Linked DNA regions of Homo sapiens: regions 1 and 2 are each linked to region 3. Evidence: chromatin contacts called from ENCODE Hi-C or POLR2A ChIA-PET data. All regions are on one chromosome and are shown on one strand. The core of a region is the stretch at or near the end of the contact, and the rest is flanking DNA. Distances in the headings are between cores, read along the strand shown.

Region 1 (3,607 bases), core at 765-3,264, 1.4 Mb before region 3:
GGCGACAAGAGCAACACTCCGTCTCAAAACAACAACAAAAAATTTAAAAAAATTTAGTTTTACAGATACTTTAGTACAAACATACCCAATTCTGTCAAGACTGAAGAACTTTCCAGGGACCTAGTATCAGAACTCTGTTTCTCCCATCTCCTTCCCAAATAAAAGAGGGGAAATAACGGCTTGACTAATGACCTTCTTGTGATACTTACCTGTTGGCCTTTTCATTTGACCCTGGAATGGTCTATTTTGCTAGGTGTAGTATATGCCAATGAATGTGAAAGAAAACAATGGCAGAGAGATGAAGGATTTATAGACAATGGTTCTTTGGCTAGGTAAACTGACACCTGCTAATTACCAATAAGTGTCTTGGAAAGTGAAATGTGAAAGCAAAATCACAGATACGATTCTCATATACATGCTTAAGGTTATTCAGAATGTGGTAAGGTCACAGCAACAATCAAGAATTAAGCTAAAAAACAAGCTGTGTATATTCTTAGTAAAGAAAATAGAAGTTTTATTGAAGTGCTCCATTGTTTTAAAAAATTAAAAATTTCAGATCCTTACAATTTTCCAAAACAGGATCATTAAAAAATACCTTTATTTTAATACTTGTTAGGGGTCTTCTTGTCTAAAGAGAAATGACAGTGACTGAAAGAAGGTGTGCTACCCAAAGCACTCGTAGGCCACGATGAACCTACATTCCTGGCCTTCAGTCAGTTTCCGGATCTTTCTTTGCCCAGGGCTAAGATACTGAAATAACGATTTATTAAAATTAACACACCTGCAATTCTGGTTCTTAGATGGGAACCATTTAATATATGGGCTTGGTTCTGAGATCTTTACTCAATAAAACTCCCAACTGTTTTGACTGACATCGTTGGCACTTCGTGACTGATTAAGGCACCTGCCTCCGGTTCCATGTCACTTCGTCTTGGGACACGTGGCGCTAATGCCACTTTTCAACCCCCCACCCCATTCAGCGACATTAACCCGGGCGACAGTCCAGGGCTAAACAGTTGCTGAAACAGTTAAATGTGTGTTTTATTGAGGTGAACCACGTACACAACAACCCCCTTTGAGTGAAACAATTTTGTTGTGTAACCATTTGTCACTTCTACATGGATGAGGTCAACGAAATCCTCAAAGTTGCTGTCTCAGGAATAAATTTTGTTCGTGGTTGGGAAAACGAAGTGGAGAATGTTATGGGATAGAGAAAATAGCTTATTTTCTCAGTGGTTAAGTGGGAGTGGGTAAAACACAATTGGCCTTGCATGTGCTTTGTTTAAACGGCGGTGCAGTAATTCTAAATGAGAAGACAAGACGCCCATCGTCACCGTCTTCTCCCTTTGTCTCACATTCCGCCCGGAGATGTGGGGGGTCTCACTCAATGCGGAACGGAGGTGGCGGGGGTGCGGCGCCCCAGAGGCGAAGGCGGAGGCGCCAGGACGCCGCTCCTGGCCTCTCAGGATACCAGCAGGCTACACGCAAGGTCGGGGGCAAGGCCGCGTGGCGGCTTGGAGCCGCGCGAAGGAAGCGAGGGCTGGCGGCCCCAGGGCAAAGGGGTCTGGCGGCGCCAGCCTGGGGCGCTGCAGCGGGCGGGGCGTGCGCAGCGCCGCTCCCCGGAGAGAAAGGAACCTCCGCAATGTCGGGGCCCGGCTGCGACCGGAAAACGGCGGGGGAAGAGAGAAAAGGAGGAGGGAGGGGGAAAAGGAGGTGGGGATACGAAGGAGCGGGGAGGCGGCGGGCGGGGCCTGCGGCGCGCAGCCCCAGTAGATCTCCGGAAATTTTCCACTAACGCTCCGAGCGCCAGAGCCGCCCGGGCGCAGCCCGCCTCTGCGCGCCCGCGACCCACGTGACGGTGATTCATTCGGCACCGCCTCCCCAGCCCGCGCGCGGACTTGGAGCCAAGAGTGGGAGCAGGGGTCGGGGGGAGGAGAAGGTGGAGGAGGAGGCGAAGAGGAGGCGGGGAGGAGGCGGGGAGGAGGGGGGAAGGGTTCGGGGAGAGGGAGGAGGGGAAGCAGAGGGGACGATGAGGTGCGGAGGCGTTGGCAGGTACCTGGGCCCCGCCGCCCGGGTGTGTGGGGGTCGGGTCGGGGGTCCAGCAAAGCCCCATCCAGTCGAGCCTGGGCAAGCTGAGAGGCTGTCGGGTGCGCTCCAGTTACGCTCCCCTGCGTCGTGGAAAACCTAGAGAGCCCTACAGCGTCAGGGCTAATCCCGGGACGCCTCGAGGCCCCGCGGAGTTTTCGCGAACGCGCCGGGCGGTGCAGGGATGTCCTGCTTGGGAGAGTGCAGGGTTGGAAGCGGGCACGCCCTGTTGGCAGCTGCCGGCGCTTGTGTACGTGGCTGCTGACGTGGAGAACTGTAGCTGTGGAAAGCCTGCGCCCCAAGGAGGGACGCGGGGGTGCAGTCGCGGCCCATTATCTGTGCCCGGGAAGTCCTGAAGGCTCTAGGAGCTGTCAGATTAAACCCCCAGACCCACAAGAAAATCCCTGAAGCTTCGGTGAGCGTGGGATTTGGCGTGCAGTTGGTTCCGTATGGTTCCCCATTAAGACTTGGAAGTCGGCTTACCAAGATTTCCTCTTACCCTTCGGCTGTGTTGAGTAGATATTACACAGACACCCCGCCCATGACTCTGCTCTTGCAGGAAAACATTTATTTCAAAAATACTGCAACGGTTTCATCTCTCATGTCCTTTTAGGTTCTTTCTAGTAATTGTGAACTTTTCCTCTCAAGTCATTCCATCAAAGTCTTGGAAGCAAATGAAAAAAACATACTACCCTGAAATAGAGTTCACATCTTTCTTTACCAACTTGCCTTTCCCAGGAAGACATCGTGGTGGGTTTGCAGTTCAGGTTTCCTCACAGCCTCTCCTGGGGGTCTTTTTCCCTCTCTGGTACCTTGAGGCATAGGACAGAAGGGAGCTGCTGAAGTTTCTGGATGTCGCTTATTTTTCACATTTGTTTTAACTTCTTTTGGCCAGAACTGTGTATTGTTTTCGCATAGATTTCTGCAATTAGAATTATTGTAATTAGAAAGAATAATAATCTTCATATAAGGCTTAGGGTACGCACTACTTTAAGGTCTTTGTAAATGTGTGCATATTCATTTCTCTCATCAACTCTGAGGTAGGGGCTATTCTTACCCCATTATTGACCTTTTACAAATGAGGAAACTGATGCTTGGAGAAGTTAGATAACTCGCCCAAGGCCATTCCTTCTCTAAGAGGAGGAACTGGAATTTGACCCCAAACTGTCAGGTAAATCCAATGCTTTGTTCACTATGCAATAGAAATTCTTTATTAATAAATTTAATTGTGTTGAAATATTAAGTTTACATTTTGGTGGGATTTTCCCCCTCGTTTTATTAAAGTGGCCTTCCTGAATTTTATTGTGGAGGGATGTTTAAAGTTAGTTTGGGTAGAAAGCCACACACAATTGTAAAAAGGAAGTCTTATGAAGAAATCATGCATTCCAAGGCAGTGTTACATTTTTCTTAAAGGGTAGATTATTGAAATATTTGACCTAAGAACTCATTTTTTTTCTCAGGAGAAAGGTTTGTCTTCATACACCTTTAGCCCCGAGCAAATGGTGAATCCTCCAGGAGAATG
Region 2 (3,158 bases), core at 213-2,712, 1.1 Mb after region 3:
TCACGGCAAGTGGAAACACCTACCCCAACAACAAGCCCAAGACAAAATAGCAGCAAAGACTGTTACTACCTACCTGATTGAGGACAGGGAAGGAGGTATGCAGCGACTAGATTCTGTCCTGTTGCACTGACCCAAGCAATCAGACTCTTGCAGCAGATCTCCTCCCAATAAAACTTTCATGCCATAGACCAGGGGTGACCCAATCCAACAACAGCAGAGACAGGTTTTAGGTTACATTTCTCCCTCACCGGGACGGCCTTACTATTTCTTCTCACTCCTGACCACATACCACAATCCTCCACCTCCACCACCACATTCCTCCTGGCCTGGAAAGATGGAGACCCGCCTTAATGCAATCAAGACGGGAATTCCCCCAAAATAACAGCTACCACTTTGCTAATCAAGTGGCCCGTTTTAACAGGGAACTCCACCTCCCCAACTCCCGCCCCTTCCCTCAAACGATTCGCGTAAGCAATGGCTCCATTTTCTGTTCCGGGAATCCTGGTACTTCCTAAAGAAAGAAAGCGGATTGGAAGACACAAACTGAGGGCCAGTGACAAGATGCTCCCTCCTCCTGTGAGACCGCCCCCGCTCCGCCTGGGGAGGAAGGCCCCACCTCTCTTCTCCCAGGAAGATCAGATCCCCCTCCTCCTTCTCCTGCCTCCTCTCCACCCTCTCCCCACTTGCTGCCCTCTTCCCAACCTGCGGTTCCCTAGACTCGAAAGCGCAACCTCTACCACAATAGCGCCCATGTGGTGCCCCAGCAGCCTGCCCTGTTGGCTAACCCCCAACCCCCCTACGCACCCCTGCCCTATGATGGGGGAGGGGGTGTAACCACAGCAAGGCTTCTCTCCCGTCTCCTATTGCTAAGGTGGGGGAGGGAGAGGGAGTAGAAGAAAGCAGCATTCCCTAGCCCTTTAACAGAAAAGATACAAACAGCCATCACCGCCCCCTCATCACCTCTCCTCGGACGGTTTTCCTCTCCCTCAACAGCACACCTCCTGCAGGCGACAACCTAACTGCAGCCCAGGTCGCCCCCTTGAGCGAGGCGGAGGACAAATCCGTGTGCGCCCCCCACCCCCACCCCAGCTCTGCGTCCTTCAAATGCGGGGGCAGGCGTGAAGCTGGCCCGACGCACCCTCTCTGAGCTCTCGGGTGGGAAGAATCCCACCGCCCCACGCCAAGCAGTGCCGGGCGGGGCCCGGGAGGCGCTCTATCTCCTCAGCCCTCACCCTGACCGAGCCTCTTCTCTACCGGGACCCGCCTTCCCTTCCCAGCCTCTCACCTGTTCCTGCTATCAGCTGCGCCGCTGCGGCCGCCGCCTCTGCCCCGCAGGTTCCGCTCCGCTCCCTCTGGCTCCCCAAGCCGACTTCAGCCCGGCTGCTGCCCTGGCCCACTCCCCGGCTCCCTCCTTCCTTCCCTCCACCTAGCACCGGAAGCCGCGACGGCGACTGGAGCTGTGCGGCGTACCCCCACCCCCAGCCCGGGATACTTCCCACCTCCCCGATCGCGCGATAGCTGCGCGGTAGCTAGCGGCAGTTCTCGCGAGACCCATCACCATGGCAGCGGCTGCAGCACCGGCGGCCGGGCGCTGGAGCTGGAGTCAGGGCGGGGGCAGGTGTGGGGGCTGTGGGCGGCGGAGGCGGGAGCCGTGAATGGGGATGAGACAGTGAGGACTGAGGTGACAATCCCAAGCTCCAGGGTTGTGCCTGGAATTTAAGGACTGAGGCGGCAAGTTGGCTGCGTAGGAGACGGGCTGGGCTGCGGGGCCCAGGGGCTCCTTGGGCAAAGCCAGCATCGGGATATGGGTGAACAGTCGTTGCTGTGGCATGCCTTACCCAGCCAGACTTCATCTTTATTTCTTAATCTGGGCTAGCTGCCATCCCCTGAAAGCCCTCACCGCACCATTGTTGTTGCTCACTATTCCTGAGACTAGATTACTGTGGGGTCTGAATCAAGAGATCCTTTCCCATAAGGAAGAGGAAGGAGAGTGATGAACTTAAGAGGCTAAAGGAAAACAGCTGGACTCTGAGCCAGTTAAGTTGGAACTTGAAAGACGGAGAGTGGAAACCTAATATTCAGAAGTGTGGTTTGAGGAAGTGTGCCTAGATGAGTAGGGATTTTAGTATCCCAAGGAAAGGTGAAGGACTTTGCACCCATATTTCTTGCTTCCTACCCACTCCTACTTCCCTCACACTCCGTTTTGCACCTGGTCTAGACATGCAGAACTGCCTTGAAACAAAAATAGCTGTGATAGAAGGGCACTAGTAATGCTAAGAACAGAAGGTTCCTTTTTTTTTTTTTTTTTTTGAGACAAGAGTCTCACTCTGTCGCCCAGGCTGGAGTGCAATGGCACCATCTTGGCTCACTGCAACCTCTGCCTCCCGGGTTCAAGCGATTCTCCTGCCTCAGCCTCCTGAGTAGCTGGGATTACAGGCGTGAGCCACCGCGCCCGGCCAATAGAAGGTTCTCTAAGTGCCCTCTCTCCTCATTTACAGCAGTATAAGGGAATGAACACATGGCTCTTCCCTAAGGCTTGAGCCCAAATTGTTGCTCTTATGAATTTATTGCCTTGGTTGATTTTGTTTGTTTGTTTCCTTGCTTCCAAGAAGAACTAAGCTGGGGCCAGGCCCTGTGTTCACACTTGTAATCCCAGCACTTTGGCAGGCTGAAGTGGGCAGATCACTTAAGGTCAGGAGTTTGAGACCATCCTGGCCAATATGGTGAAACCCTGTCTCTACCAGAAAATACAAAAATTAGCCGGGCATGGTGGCACATACCTGTAATCCCAGCTACTTGAACTGAGGCCAGAGAATCGCTTGAACCTGGGAGGCGGAAGTTGCAGTGAGCCAAGATCGTACCACTGCACTCCAGCCTGGGCGACAGAGTAAGACTTTGTCTCAAAGAAAAAAAAAAAAAAAGCTGGTAGGTGCCATATATGTCGATCTCCTTGTCCTCATCAATCCCTGGTGTATGCACTTACAGTCCCTTAACCCAGTCTGTTCTCTCTCTTATGTTAACCTGATAACATGACCCTAGAATGTCAAGCTAAGGGGACCTTAATTTAAGATGGTAAGGGATGAGATGGATGACAAGGAACCTGTTTATAACAAGGAATTATATCTGTCCTGGGCACTGCTATTAAGGGCTGCTGCCCT
Region 3 (3,140 bases), core at 512-3,011:
TGCCCCAAAACCCACTGTAAGACCCGGTGGCCACAGAGACACCCGCCGAATAAGGGACACAGAGGCCTCTGGAGAACACTGCACCAGGACCATTCCAGGTGCAACATCAGGAGGCAGCTCTGAGCTTGCCTCTGAGCCTGGCCCTGCTGGGCAAGGAGGGACATCAGGGGACTAAAGGCAGAGGACCAGTCCCAATAGGTCCAAGACCTGGTTCCAGTCTAGGTTCACTGGGCTGGGTACCACTCACTGGGACTACTCTGTGCCTTAGTTTCCCTCAGAAATGACTGCAGAGAAGAAGAAAATGACTTAATAACCCATGGGTAGCGGCAGCCTAGCAGCCTATGGAGTCCTGGGAGGGGGAAAGGGCCGCCAAAGCGTCTCATTGGAGGGCAGGGACCTGAGTCACAGTCTCCTGCCAGCCCTATAGCTGAATAGGGGTCCTGAGGAAGGTCCCACAGGTCCAGATGCAAGTCCAGGGAACAGGCTGAGAAGTTGATCTTGAGCTCCCAGCAGGGCCGCTGAGGGCCGATGCCCCATTCTCACCCTAGAAAGCGGCAGGCAGAGCTGGGCCTCAGGCAGATGTTGCCTAGGGGAGTGGGCAGGGAGCGTTGGCAGCGAGACAGCCAGTGTCCAGATGCAGGGGGAGGCCTTTGGGTGCGCAAGACAGCCAGCGGGGAGAAGGAGTGAGGAGCAGCCGTGGCTGGGGAGGTCAGACCCAAACGGGCAGCCACAGCGGGAAGCAATGGGGGTGGGGCACTGGGTGGCCTGCGGGCCCCAGAGGGCTCTCTCCTGGCCCACAGGCCTAGAAACTCTGGTCGTGGGAACCCAGCCCATCCGCCAAATTTGCCGCCTGCTCTCACACTCCCCAACACCAACAGACCCCAGGCCTGGGGGGTGCACATCCTGTCCCCCACCCCTCACACAGCCTGCGGCGCCCCGCTTCCCGCGCCGCTGCCGGCATTGACCTCCACAGCTCACCAGGGCACAGGTGTCTCTTCACCCTGATGGGTGAGCAAGGATGGGGGGCAATGCTCAGAGAAACCTCCCAGCCAGAGACCCCTCCAAGGGACCTCTTTCCCCGCCGAAGGATCTGAGTAGGGCCCTGCCCGGCTCCACGGGATGGGGGCGCTGATGTCCAGCCCCACAAAGCCCAGCCCCAACTCAGTGGGTCCTGCCCTTTGCCCTCGCGCTTCCAAACCTTCCGCCCCGGAGCACCGCCCCCTCGCCGGGCCACCGCGGCCGTCCCTCCCTCCCCGGTCCCTCGGCTCGTCCTCCCCGGGAACAGGGGTGATGGGACGTGGGGCCCGCACACCGGCGGCCGGGGCCTCCAACTCCCTCCCTTGGGCCTGTAGCTGCCCCGGGGCGGGCGGATGTGGGCGCCCCGCGGGAGGCCCGAGCCCTCCGGCCCCCGGAACCAGCTCCGACCCGGAGCCTGCCAGAGCCCCGCGGAGCCGGGCGGGACAGGCGCGGTCGGGGGGCGCAAGCCGGGCTGGGCCCGCGGGGCTGGCGGGAGCCCGAGCCGGAGCCGGAGCCGGAGCCGGGGCCAGGGCCGGAGGCCGAGCCTGGGCGGGCGACGCTGGGTGCCGCGCGCAGGGCGGGGCGGGGGGCGGCCGCCCAGTACTCACCAGCGCCGGGGCTGTGCATCCAGGGGCCGGGGCCCTCAGAGCGGGGGGCTCATGGCGGGGCGGGGGGCTGGGGCGCCGGCCTCACATCCCCCCAGTCGCCGGAGGCTGCAGAGCGACTGTGAGACGGCGAGAGGAAGGGAGGGGGCCGGGAGGGGGAGGGCCCTGGCAGCCCGGCCGGCCGGGTAGGATGACAATGGAAGGAAATGCTTTATCTGAGTCTGAGAGCGGGCCAAGGGGGAGGGGAGGGAGGGGGCAGGCGCTCGCGGCCCTGGGACACACCACCCCGGCAGACACTGCACCGCGCGGCGCACAGGCGGGCCGCAGACACCGCGCGCGGCCAGATCGCGGCGGGGCGCGGCGCACTGCCGGGGAGGCAGCGCCGAACCCGGAACGCCGGCCGCGGCTCCGAGCCCCAGCCGCCGCGAGGCGCTCCGAGCCGTGCACAATTCCCGGAAACCCAGCTACCTGGGCGCACGCACCCTCGCATACACAACGTACACGAGCACGCATCCATGTTTACAAGGGGCAGAATCATTTACACAGCACACACTGGGGCTTCGGGGTGGACCCCCGTGCACACACTACATACCCGTACAGCCCACAAGCACGCAGCCACACGCGGGCACAGTGGGACACGCGTGGTGTCCCATGTCCCATACAAGGAATCCCAGACGGACACCCCCCACCACACACACACACACATAAGCACGACTTGCCTCAGGAAAGTTCCAGGATCTGATTTGAATCACTGCCCAGCCCTCCCCCACTGGCACCCCCACACACACACCATGCCTGCTGAGGGGAACGGAAGGGTCCAGCCTGTTCCTATTAAAAGAAAAAGGGTGTGGGGGTGGTGCAGATTTTGAAAGTTTTCTTTTTTTAAAGAAATTTCTCAAGGGACTTCCTTCCCTCCTCTCCTCTTCCTCTCTTCCTCCCATTCCTCTCCCTCCACAACCCCCCTCTTTCCCCCTCCCGGTCCCTATGAGTCAAACTTCAGCAATGTGCCCAGTGTCCCCCAGTGCATTACAGCGGATCACAGAAATGTTCCAGTCTGTGAGTCGGAATGCAGCCGCCTCCAGCCCTCCCTCAGCTAATAAACTCAGCTCAGGGCCGGCTTTAGGCAGTGGCCCTCCCTGCCTCTCCCTCCGCTTTTAGCTGGAGAGAAGGTCAGATTCAGGGGTCAGGGGCTAAGGACCTCGCCATTGTGCTTCCTGGGCTAGCCGGTCAGCCGTGTCTGCCTCCAGCAATCTGGAGCTGCTCCTAGGAAGGGGAGAGGTCCACCACGCAGGAACACTGGGCTCTCTGCAGCGTGAGGCGCCACCATTGTAAACCAAGGAGCAGCTTCCCCTGACCCCATTCTATCTCCCGCAATCCTAAGAAACCCCAAGAATCCAGAGAAGGAAAAATTGAGGCAGCCCCAGAGGTGGAGTCATGTCTGATTGGAAGCAAGAGCCCACAGTGGCCTAGGAGGGCTTGGCCATGCTGGCGGTGAACTTCAAACCATAGATTCTATTC

Evidence for each region. Hi-C counts contacts between places; a loop is a spot of excess contacts on that map. ChIA-PET counts read pairs that join two places held with the same protein, here RNA polymerase II (POLR2A). Pooled maps may share reads with other maps.
Region 1: a loop to region 3 is called in a map of sigmoid colon, with 4 times the contacts of the local background. The contact joins the promoter of SLC38A4-AS1 here to the promoter of HDAC7 in region 3. A Hi-C loop is called at or near these places in 8 of 168 maps with a recorded cell type or tissue (B cell, CD8-positive, alpha-beta T cell, aorta and 4 more), 10 of 37 single-sample maps with no recorded cell type and 23 of 50 pooled maps.
Region 2: a loop to region 3 is called in a map with no recorded cell type, with 4 times the contacts of the local background. The contact joins the promoter of ARF3 here to the promoter of HDAC7 in region 3. A Hi-C loop is called at or near these places in 1 of 37 single-sample maps with no recorded cell type and 2 of 50 pooled maps. POLR2A ChIA-PET finds 5 or more read pairs at or near these places in 1 of 52 experiments (OCI-LY7).

What each region holds. Positions count from the first base shown.
Region 1 is chr12:46,381,662-46,385,268 of GRCh38, forward strand. SLC38A4-AS1 (SLC38A4 antisense RNA 1) reads left to right here and starts at 2,015. Exons shown (of 4, transcript NR_125380.1): 1 at 2,015-2,034. RefSeq lists an enhancer at 1,379-1,886 and silencers at 1,441-1,800, 1,951-2,020.
Region 2 is chr12:48,956,025-48,959,182 of GRCh38, forward strand. It overlaps ARF3 (ARF GTPase 3), which reads right to left and starts at 1,463. Exons shown (of 5, transcript NM_001659.3): 1 at 1,286-1,463. RefSeq lists enhancers at 1-655, 711-790.
Region 3 is chr12:47,818,142-47,821,281 of GRCh38, forward strand. HDAC7 (histone deacetylase 7) reads right to left here and starts at 1,762. Exons shown (of 26, transcript NM_015401.5): 1 at 1,626-1,762. The coding sequence starts at 1,644. RefSeq lists enhancers at 691-1,264, 2,603-3,140 and silencers at 1,173-1,482, 1,493-1,572, 1,713-2,052.